Regions from separate parts of the Mus musculus genome. Here region 1 is linked to region 2. The links are chromatin loops, found by intact Hi-C in ENCODE. Cell type or tissue: heart. All regions are shown on one strand. Each heading gives the region's core, and the rest is flanking DNA. Links, peaks and the distances in the headings are about the cores only.

Evidence for each region. A loop is a pair of places that touch in the nucleus more often than their neighbours do. Peaks named below come from ENCODE experiments on the same cell type or tissue, not always from the same donor. Only the 100,000 strongest peaks of a DNase experiment are listed, where the experiment ranks them.
Region 1: a loop joins it to region 2, with 3 times the contacts of the local background. A loop is called at or near these places in 1 of 42 quality-filtered maps.

The regions. Positions count from the first base shown.
Region 1 is chr19:42,658,601-42,664,078 of GRCm38, forward strand. No RefSeq gene overlaps it. Among named protein-coding and RNA genes, the nearest start is that of Gm25216, 39 kb to the right of the region's middle. In heart, for the core only: a CTCF peak has its summit at 2,992; DNase peaks (open chromatin) are centred at 1,281 and 3,191; H3K27ac peaks cover 1,736 bases.
Region 2 is chr19:43,527,304-43,532,781 of GRCm38, forward strand. No RefSeq gene overlaps it. Among named protein-coding and RNA genes, the nearest start is that of Got1, 5.4 kb to the left of the region's middle. In heart, for the core only: CTCF peaks have their summits at 1,086 (motif pointing left), 3,082 (motif pointing right) and 3,366 (motif pointing right); DNase peaks (open chromatin) are centred at 938 and 3,088; H3K4me3 peaks cover 442 bases; H3K27me3 peaks cover 384 bases.

The sequences.
Region 1 (5,478 bases), core at 828-4,827, 870 kb before region 2:
TGCTGAGGAAGCCCCTACTGTGTGTCTAACAAGCCCCTACTGTGTGTCTAACACGCTCCCTCCTTAAATCCTCCATGTGAGCCTAGCAGATAACAGAATCCAGGATCCAGAGGAGGCACAGAGTCTGGGATGTGTCCAGGGCCACACATCCAGGAAGGAGAACCAAGGTCTTGGGCTGAGTGTGACTGGTGGCTTTTCTCTGACCTGTTAGTATGAAGATCACAGGGAACATTTCTCAGGAGCCAGCAACACGGCTCAGCATGGGTGCTTTCTGTGCAAGGCTGGCTGGCTACCTTGGATCCCTGCAACCCAGATAAAGGTAATAGGAGAAAAGGCAGACTCTCCCAGCTGCCCCGAGGCCTCCACATGTGTGCTATGGGAGTGCATCCCTGTGCCCACGTCAATAATAAATGAAACAAAGCAAAACAAAAATGAAGCCAGTGACAGCTTGGGCTGGAATTTAAGCCACAATTAATTGAGCCAAAGGTAGAAACTGTCCCTAGACATGAGGGACCCTTGGGGACATTAAAATGTGCTTCTTGAATGTCAAGGATAAAGTTCTTCTAAGCTGCCGACAAATATCCATGAAAGGAATTTTAGCATTAAATAAAGTTCGACGAGTTTTTATCGATACCTTCTTAGAGCCATGTATGTGTGGGGTGGGGAAGGCCAGTAGGTAGTCCTGGCAACCTCACACTACTGAGGTAGAAGTTGTCAAGCATAACTGAGAGGCAGGGCTTCCAGAAACTTCTCTTAGAGCTCACTGACATTATTTTTAAAGGTTCTAAGAAGAATACTGGCTCAACTTTTTTCAGTCCAGACTTTTCTGAATTTTGCAATGGTCCCTCCTCTACTGCCCTCTTGCCCCTGGGGAATGTTTGCAAACATCTTTGGAATAGTCTAGGGGAGCCCCATCGGCCTGCAGGCAGCTCCACGGTGGGGGCCTGGGCTGTCAAAGCCGAAGGACACGCCCCTTTCTTTGTTCAACAGACCATGGGGCTCTGCTGCGAGGACTACAGAAGCTTCTCTTTGCTCTCTTGGTCAGAAAAGATGTTAGCTCCAGCTAGGATCTAGCTTAAAACGGGTGTCCTTCCAAATTGGGGGATTACTCAAACCTCTCAGCCTTTGAGCTAGAGGGATCCCTCGGGTCAGCAAACAAGTGTTCAGGCACGTGAGTGCCGCGTGGCTTTCGGAACACATGCAGGAGCGGGTTCCAGCAGGAGACTGATGCAGCCTGAATTGTAATCAGAGGAACACACTGGAAAACAACAGATTCGGGCCCTTTGCCTCTGGGCCGGCTTGGCAGCGTGGTGCACAGGACTCTGCTTGCCTCTGTGCTGAGCTCACCCTGCCAAGAGCCAGACTTTGTCCGAACATCCATGTGCGGGCTGAAGAGGGGAATCTGTTGACAGGACCCAGCTTCCAAGCCTGGACCTCGTGGCCATAGCTCTTCTCCAAAGTGACACGTAGCCAGGGCTGTTTACCCAGCAGAGTCAGTGCTTGGAGGCCACTTAGCTTGCCAGTGCTGTGGTAAGACGGAAATGCCTACATGGGCGTGGTGACATTTGTTTCTAGGTTGGAAAATAGCCTGGCAGTGTTCTTTGATGTCCCATGGTCCTGGACTGGCTTCAGGCCTGTCACCAGGCTTTCTGAGCCACCAGCTCTTCTGTGAGACATGCCCCCCCCCCCCCTGAGCTTAGCCTTCAGATTGGGTCATCAAGAATCTGTGGGAATCTCTGCATACCTTACCAAGTAGTCACTGTTTCTAGTCTGTCCTGAGTCACATGCATTTAAATGTCCCAGTAACGCCATGAGGGGGGAGTCCAAGGGTGCTCCTCATGTTATGTTGGGAAACTGAGCCCCAGAGAGGTGGAACTGGCTTCCAGGATTTCTGGGGTGGAGCTGGCATCTCTGCTTAGGTCTGATCTACAGAGGCCCGGCCCCAGTCACTTCATCTCTGCTTCAGAAATGGCCTCCCTCCGAGGGCCTGTTGGCGCGCTAGGGTCTCCCAGTTTCTCCTTAGGATCTTTTCTGCCAGGTGCTCCAGAGAAAGATGTGGGGAGGAGAAGTGGCCTTCTCTCTCTGGCTTGGAGGCCGCTGTCCCCTCGCTTGGGGTATCATAGAGTAGGGGCACAGAGGCTTGGAAAGGACAATTATCGAACTCACTTTGTCCTCCCAGAAGCTATGAGGGGAACAACCAAATATCTCATTTCATAGTTAGGAAACTGAGGTACAGAGAAGAATGTATGACGTTATATACTGACAAGCATCAGAGGTGAGGCCTAAACTCACAGTGGCTGGCTCTGGACATACCTGATGTACATTATGCTGTATTTTAGGTCTCAGAGGGCTGAAGATGGAAGATGTGGCCCTTTAATATGGTTCCTCGTGTTGTGGTGACCCCCCCCAACCATAAAATTATTTCTGTTGCTACTTCATAACTGTAATTTTACTACCGTGACGAATTGCAACGTAAATATCTATGTTTTCTGGTGGTCTTAGGTGACCCCCGTGAAACAGTCCATTGATCCTGAGGGGACTGAGACCCACAGGTTGAGAACCACCGCTGTAGAAGAAGCAATAAGCCCTCCCTACTCATACTATGGGAAGCCGAGTTCTATATCTACCTTTTCCTCTGCATCCAGGCCCAAGGGCAAGGTGTAAGAAGAGGAAATATTTAACTTTTTGTGTTACTCTGACCAAAAACCTGTCAAGAGGCAACCTAAGGGAGAAAGAAATTACTTTGGCTCACAGTTGTAAGGATACAGACCCAGTGCGGTGGGGAAGGCAGCTGGTCCCATTACACCACCCGCCAGGAAGCAGCTGACAGGAAGTGAGGGCAAGGCTATCAAAAATGTAAGGCTCACGGCAGCCCCTAATACTTCCTCTATCAAGACTCCACCTGAAGTGTTTCCACCATCTTCCAAAACAGCAGAGCTTGCAGGAAACCAGGTGTTCAAACACATGAGACTGTGGGGGAGATTCCACATTCAAACCACAAGGGGGAGTGTGCTGATGGGTGGTAGGGAAAAGGCACCCATTTATCTACTGGTTCCTTGGGCGCATTGCACCTGCAGTGTGTCTCACACTGTGATTGGCACAGAGGAATTTGGCTTTCATTGGACTGAACTTGAGTTTTTATCTCCATCGGAAGCCAGTTACGAAACTTCCGGGCGTCAGTGTCCTTCCCTCCCCAGGGAAGCTGGTGGCAGCACAGTTTCTGAGCTATAAGGAGGCCTCCGTGAAGTTAAAGACACTGGGGACTTAGAATAGTGCACGCCTGTGTAAGAGCTGAACAAGTGGTGGCTGTCAGTGCTATTATTACCTCTGTCCTTGGGAGCTCACTGTCTGGTGGGGCCCAGACATTAAAAGGAAGTAGATAATTTCCTGATGACTTGGGCCAGGAAGTGAGGCGGCATTGCTCAGAGCAGTGAGGTTAGAATTCCTGCCTCCTTGCTCTCTCTGAAGTGTCTTGAGGTCAGTCCTGCACTTCATCCTGAGGCTGAGGCCAGCTTCAAGTGCTCCTTCTGCACTGGCCCAGGGGGGTGCTGGTGCCCAGATTGGGTGTCTATGTCACTTTGCCTGTTCTCGTCTTCTAAACGTTTGGGGGCAAAGCTTCTGGGGTGGAGGGAGCAGCCAAGACAGCTTCACAGCTCAGCACAGACAGAAGCCCACCGGTGAGATGGGAAAGCCAAATGGCCAAAGAAATATATAGGAGCAAGTTTAATGGCGTGGTGACAAGCCACTCCGTAAAGCGATTGCACGCTGGCAGGTGATAAGCATTTTAGAAGCAATGAGACAGAAAAGGATTACTTGGGGCATGCTGGGGATCCTCCCTCCCAGCCTAGAATTCCTCCAGGGAGTTCTCAGCCAGCCGTGTAGATAGGGAGGGGGTCACTCCCCTGCGGCGGGCCCCAATTCTCAAGCATCTCCGACTTTATCGTAGGCTCCGGTGGCTTCAGCCACTCTCAACCTCAGTTAAACCCGTGCTTTTCTTACCTCCTCACTCTCGTTATAGAAAAACAAATGATTTGATTTTTAGCTCTAGACTGTCAACTTCGTACCTCAAAGTTCATCTCCGGGAGCTGTGTTTCCATGATATTTTTAATAACTGAAATATCATCCTGGAGCAAATCATGGCGTGTCAAGAAAGCCACCACCCTTCTGGGAAGAAGAGTGTGTTGGACGTGGGGGAGATGGGGCTAAAGCTGGAGGTGACTCAGGGCTGTTGGCTGTTGGGGATATTCTTGGGGTACTACTTATAGAGTCCAGTCAGGATCTGGACCCGGCAGCAATGCTGAGCTGAGACAATGGTGGGGAATCAGAGCGAGGAAGAGGAGGGCTAGAGCCGAGCTAGTTCCCTGCAGAGGGAGGCTGAGATCACTCGGGCGGTCTTGTCTTGCTGGGATAGTAGATTGAATGGTAGAATCCCAAAAGCTCTGTCCACACTGTAACCCCAGGAAACCATGAATGTGGCCCTATTTGAAAAGGGGGTCTCGAAGGTGTGATTGGGCTCCAAATCATTACGGTGGAGAGGAGAGAAGACCACAAGAGGAAGAGGAGCTTGGTGGGTTTTTGCTCTTGAAGCCAGGGAGTGCACAGAGCTGCAGGAAGCCAAGAGGAGGAAGGCTCGTCTCCCGTGGAGGAGGCTCACACGCACGATTGTGGTGTTTGGGACCTCTGGCCAGCAGAATGATGCGTGCATACATTTCTGTGGTTTTGAATCCCTGAGTTTGGGGGTGGCTTAGTATGGCAACCCTAGAAATCAAATGCAGACCCAAGTCTGAAAACCTGGGACCAGGCGCTGATCCCAGGAAGATGGCATAGCTCCTGAGTAGAGAGGTCTCTGGTGGCAGTGGGTCCAGAGTGGGCTGCTGTGGGACAGACAGAAGGACAAGAGTCCAGAGAGTTTCATCTCTGTCCTCGTGCAGCCAGAGCACAGGCCAAAGAGACTCCCCTGAGTGATTAGGTAAGCCCGGGCGTGGGTAGCCCTTCCCTTCAGCCCTTCCTCATCCTTCCGGTTATGATTTCGAGAACAGACTTTCACAGGTGACTTAAGGATGGATGGGAACACACAGCGGAGGGTCAGCAGCCAGCTCACACTGGAGCTGGGTACTTTAATCTATGTCCCCAGAAGATACAAGTTTTAGGGCTGCCTTGGTGACTCTGGAGGAACTTCCCAAGACCATGAGGCACTCTGAAAACAGAGAGCAGTGCCTGAAGCTGGAAGGGCTTTCTGAATCGCCAAGGTCTGGGTTCCTCCTCTCAGTCATCTCACCCCTGATCCATGCTTTCCCCTACGCGCTGGTACACACAGGCAGCCTTAGACTGCAACAGCCCAAACCGTCAAGCTGCAAAAGCGTGCTAAGCAGGCTCACTCGCAGCCAGGCTCTGCCGGCAGCTTCTCTTTCCTACGACATGTGTGTTTGTGGTCGTGATATTATATTGCACGCATTAACATAGTCATATTTTTTGCTA
Region 2 (5,478 bases), core at 915-4,914:
TAAAGCGTTGACTTAGAATTGACTCAACACTGCCTCCTTGCTGAGGAAATGATCCAAGCAAAAGGCTTATGGAGAGGCAGCCCGCAGAGTGCCCAGGGAAAGGGCAGCTGAGGTCAGAAGACAAAGAGTCTGATAAACCTCGTCGTCGTCTACCGACAAGTTTCTAAAACTACTCAAGGAGAATCCTAGTGTCTCCTTTCTGGCTCCCACCCCACCCCACCCCACCCTCACCCTCATCTCTTTTCTTCAAAACACAAAATAAAACTGCAAAAGAGGGGTTGGGAAGCCACCCGGCAACAGCTGTGTCTGGATCATTTCCAAGAGGCAGAGAGTCGGTGGCAACTGTCCGGGACTCTAAGCTAAGCCGCACCTGATTATTTCACTCCATCTTACGCCTCAGTGCCCAGAATGTCTAAACTTAAGAATAAGTTGGGGAGGGAAGAGTTTATAGCACTTTGGGATCCTCATATCTAGGCTACTTATATGTGTGCTGTCGCTAAGGGCATTTAGAGACTGTTTTATGCTGAGCCAATATTTCTTTAGAAACCTAAGCTGCAAGAGAAGGTGTGTTCAAGGGTCACTATGTAGCCAAATGGTGGGTTAGCCAAGCACAAACCCCACTAAAAGAGTTGTATAATGGAATGGTAACTGAATTCTCTTGCTAAAGCAAGCAGCCAGTTTTCAGCTTCTCCCTCAGGTTAACTAGCTGGGTCCTGGGTGAACCTGGGTGGAAGCTTTATGCTTATCTTTCCTATGTACAGCCCTCTACCAGCATATCCCCAGCCCCAGCCCTCTACCAGCATATCCCCAGCCCCAGCCCTCTACCAGCATATCCTCAGCCTCAGCCCTCTACCAGCATATCCCCAGCCCCAAACCCTGACCGCCTCAAGGTTCGTACCAAACCAGGATGCGCCTTGCTGTGTCCTATCTCATGAAAGGACATGCCCAGCGAGGCCTGAAGCAGACAGTTTCTAAACTTAGTCCTGGACTGGATACTCACATGTGCAGGTTTTATTTAAGGCTCAGAAGACCTTTATGTTCCAAAGATATCAACAGGCCCAAGTGCAGTGAATGCTACCCTCTACTGTTGACTGTAATTAACTCCCCGGCACCATTTAGAAATCGTTGTGCCATGTAATTTTTGTGTTTAAGAAGTATCTTAAGTACAACAGTTAAAAGCCTGACCTCTGGAAGTGGATTTCCTCTGCGTGTCTCCGTTTCCTCACCTGCAATATGAAGGTAATAATAGTTCTACCCCAGGGGGTTGTCAAGAAGATTAACTTGTTTAATGCAGTTGAGCGGTTCCGTGTGAAAGTCCTTTGAATTGTATCTCATAAGAACTCAGCAGATGCTAACAGTGTCCATCAAGTGTTAATGAGATTCGTCATCACCTCTGATATCACCAACTCTGCTTTGAGAGTCCTTTAGGCTTTTTATTGAACGATGAGCAACCCAGGTGAATTATATCTAAGCTTGGATTCAGAATGAAATTCCAGCTTTGCTCTGGGTGGTAGTGGTGGCTAACCCCAGCACTCGGGAGGCAGAGGCAAGTGAAGCTCTGAGTTCAAAACCAACCTGGTCTACAGAGCCAATTCCAGGACATACACTGGAAACCTTGTCTCGAAAAACAACAATAACAACAACAACAACAAAATTCAGCTTTGCCTCTTACTAGTTTTTGAGACACTGAGTTACTTAATGTGTCTGAGTTCTGCTGTTCATATCCGTTAAGTTGTAGCATATAGACGTGTGCACAGTTAGCACATGGGTAGAAGTTATTATTATTGTCATAGAGGTTACACTTTAGTCCCTAGACAGCTGGAAGGTAATGGTTGAGCTCTCTTTGAAGTCTGTTTGATCTGGCCTCTTAGTGGGTATGCACTCTGAAATATTTTCTAGACGGAGAAGGGGCCAGGTGTGGCGGTACATGTCTGTAATCCCAGCACTTAGAAGGCGGAGGGAGAATTTGAGGTCAGCCTTAGCTACTTAATAATTCTAAGAAGTTTTTGTAAAGATCTGTAAGTGCTAGAAAACAATTAAAGAAAACAAGATAATATATTCAAAAATGAACTAAAATATGAACATGGTAATAATAGCCTTTTATATCTTTCTCCCCAAGAGAAAAAAAAAATGTCTTAGAAACCATCCCATAATTCTCCTAACATCTGGGGGGAACCTTCATTTCCACTTGCAACTTTTTAATACAGTTCCTCATGTTGTGGTGACACCCAACCATGAGATTATTTTGTACTATTTTGTATTATTTCTATTATTATATGTATAAATGTAATTTTGCTACTGTTATAAATTATAATGTAAATGTCTGATATGGAGAAAGACCCTGAGGGACTAAGGGGTCTTCACCTACAGATTGAGAAACCACTGACTTAAAACAGCAAATAAAAAAACATTAAGAGCCGGGCATGGTGGCACGCGCCTTTAATCCCAGCACTCGGGAGGCAGAGGCAGGTGGATTTCTGAGTTCCAGGCCAGCCTGGTCTGCAAAGTGAGTTTCAGGACAGCCAAGGCTATACAGAGAAACACTGTCTCAAACAACAACAACAACAACAAAAGAAAGAAAGAAAGAAAGAAAGAAAGAAAAGAAAAGAAAAGAAAAATATTAAAAATACATAAATCACGGGGGCTGGCAAGATGGCTCAGCAGGTAAGAGCACTGAGTTCAAATCCCAGCAACCACATGGTGGCTCACAACCACCCGAAATGAGCTACAGTGTACCTATTTAAAATAATAAATAAACCTTTGGGCCAGAGCGAGCAAGGAAGCCAGTGGGACCAATGAGAGCGAATAAATAAATTTTTAAAAAATACATAAATCACAAAAAGAATACTAAGCAAAAAACAAACAAACAAAACAAAACAAAAACATTTCAGAATGGGCCCCGTGTCTACGTAGATCTGCTCATTATAGATGCAGTGTCTTACTGCTAACGTCATGCCTCCTCGCCTCCTCCTCCTCCTTCTTCTCCTCCTCCCTCCTCTTCCTCTTTTGAGATTTCATTTCTTGTTTTTTCATGAAGATGCTCCTGCAAGCATGTGCTCAAAGTTGCCACAAGAGGGCGTCGAATGCCTTGGAGTCGGGCGTACAGGCAGGCTGGAAAGGAGTCTCTGGAAGCTGAGCCGCCTCTCCAGCCCCAGTGACTTCCATTGTATCTCTCCGAGTTGTGTCCTTTCCCCTCTGTTTAGTTAGACATGACCTCAAGTTGTAAGCTTTGGTACAAGGTGGACGCAAATGAAAAGGGCACACTCAATGTCTTTGCCAGAAAACAGTGTTTTAACTCCTAACTTCTTAAGACACTATAACCGATGGCTTGACTCTTGCTCAAAGCCAGAAGAGACAAGCTTCTAACATTTCAACATCTGGCAGTAGAGGGCAGCACTACCCTTTTTTTGAGAAATGTTGAGCATCTAGGGAAAAGGGGAAAGGCTCCCAACCGTTTTGTTGTTGTTGTTTTAATTTTACTTTATCCATACAAGTTCTTTTTAAAATTTATTTTTCTTATTGCTTATTGGTCTTATAGAAGGAATCCCATATCTTCTATTTGCTTAATAATGGAAGACCGAGTACTTAGTGAAAACCAGAGTTTTCAGGTGTTCTGCTGGGTGTGCTGTCTGGCAAAGGTAAAAAGTGGCTCAACCTTAGGCAGCCAGATAGCAGTCTTCTATGAACACAGTAAACGCTCCTGAACTTTCTAGATCGTCTTTCTGAAGCAGGATGTGGGTTTTTTTAATGTGTGTAAATCATATGCTCACAACCCTGATGATGGCTTCTAAATTCTTACTCACTGACTTCATTCCGCTGTGTCAGTGTTCATTTCTAGCGCGTTTGGGGCGGATCAGGGCAAATGCAGACGTAGGCCAGGTATTGTGACTTTAAGGAACGATGTTCCACAGGGTGGGGGAGGGACTTCTTTGCTGAAGCTTCGGTTGCCTGACAGCTGTGCGTAAACAGCTTGTGTGCTCGATCGATTCTATTACACTATGATTTGAATTTCTCTAAGCAATAAAAGGGGGGGGGTCTGACTTTTGTGCTAAGTGTAGCTCAATCTCTTTGTCAGGAGGACACGGAGGAGAGAATAACCCTAATTTTAGAAAATATATAGCAGAAGTGTTCTTAGTATATTTGAGTTCTATCCTGACCCTGGAAAGATTTTTTGGCAACGAATCTTCAGTGCAAACTTAAACAACCCTCCTGAGGAGAAAGTGGTGGCAGACATTAAGTCTAGCCCCAGCCCTGCCTTGTCAACTGGGCGAATTATAACTTCTGAGCCTGTTTTCCTCCGCTCTTAAGCAGAGATGCCTCAGGATTTATTAGAAGAGCTAATTCAGAAAGTGGCATGGCTCAGTGGTTAGAGCACTGGCTGCTGCTCTTCTAGAGGATCCTGGTTCGATTCCCAGCAGCCACATGGCAGCTCACAACTGTCTGTAACTCCAATCCCAGGGGATCTGATGCCTTCCTCCGGCCGTTGTGAGCACTAGGCACACACGTGGTACACAGACATACATGCAGACAAAACACCCATACACATAAAAATAAATAAATGAGCAAAAATTTAATTGCTTTAAAAGCTATTTAGATACCTAACGAGTTTTTCTATCATTGTAGCCCAAAGAGGTCAATACTGTTCTAAACATATAAGACTTTCTGCTTCTTCTCATCTGGTGTCTTTACATTGCCTGGATTGCTAGTTAATTGTCATGTAACCTTAACTATCTCCCTAACTTGATTGCTAGTTTCTTAAGACCCAAAACCATTAGACCTAACTCTCTGCATGTTCCATGACAAAAAAAAAAAAAAAAAAAAAAAAAAAAAGGTATTTGGTGCCTAATTTGAACATAAATATTTGTTGATTGATTAAAGACAAGCTCTTTAAAATTACATTAATACAAAATTAGCTCTTTTGCCGTGTTTTTGTTTTTTTTTTTAAGTAACACTATCTTGACCATTTTAAGTTCACTATACAGTAGTGTTAGCCGTGTTTGCACTGTTGTGTAACAGCTCCCTGGACTTTTCCATCCAGGATGAAAACTGTTCATAACCCTCCCACATTGCTAGTTCCAGCTCCCAGAGGCTTCTTGGTCGACTGAGCAAAACAAGAAAAGAATTCATGAGTTTTTAGGAGTTTGGCTGTTTGGGGGGGTGGGGGTGTTTCCTGGTCACCTAGAGACTTCCATCCTTACCTTGTGGATAATCTGCACTAGTTTCTCTAAGCTGTGGAGTAGCCACAGGTCTGGGCAGAGGCACCAGAAAAGAAGCACTTTCACCAATTGTTTATGTCTGGTATATAACTGAGCACTAACGAGAAGAGAACTATCAGGACAAAACTAGATATTCACCTTGATAATTATTTGATTTTCAGAATAACTGAGTTTTGTTATATAGTGAAAACAATGTTGTTTTTTTTTTTTTATGTGTATGAGTGGTTTCGCCTGCATGTTTTTTTTTTTTTTTTTTTGCCTG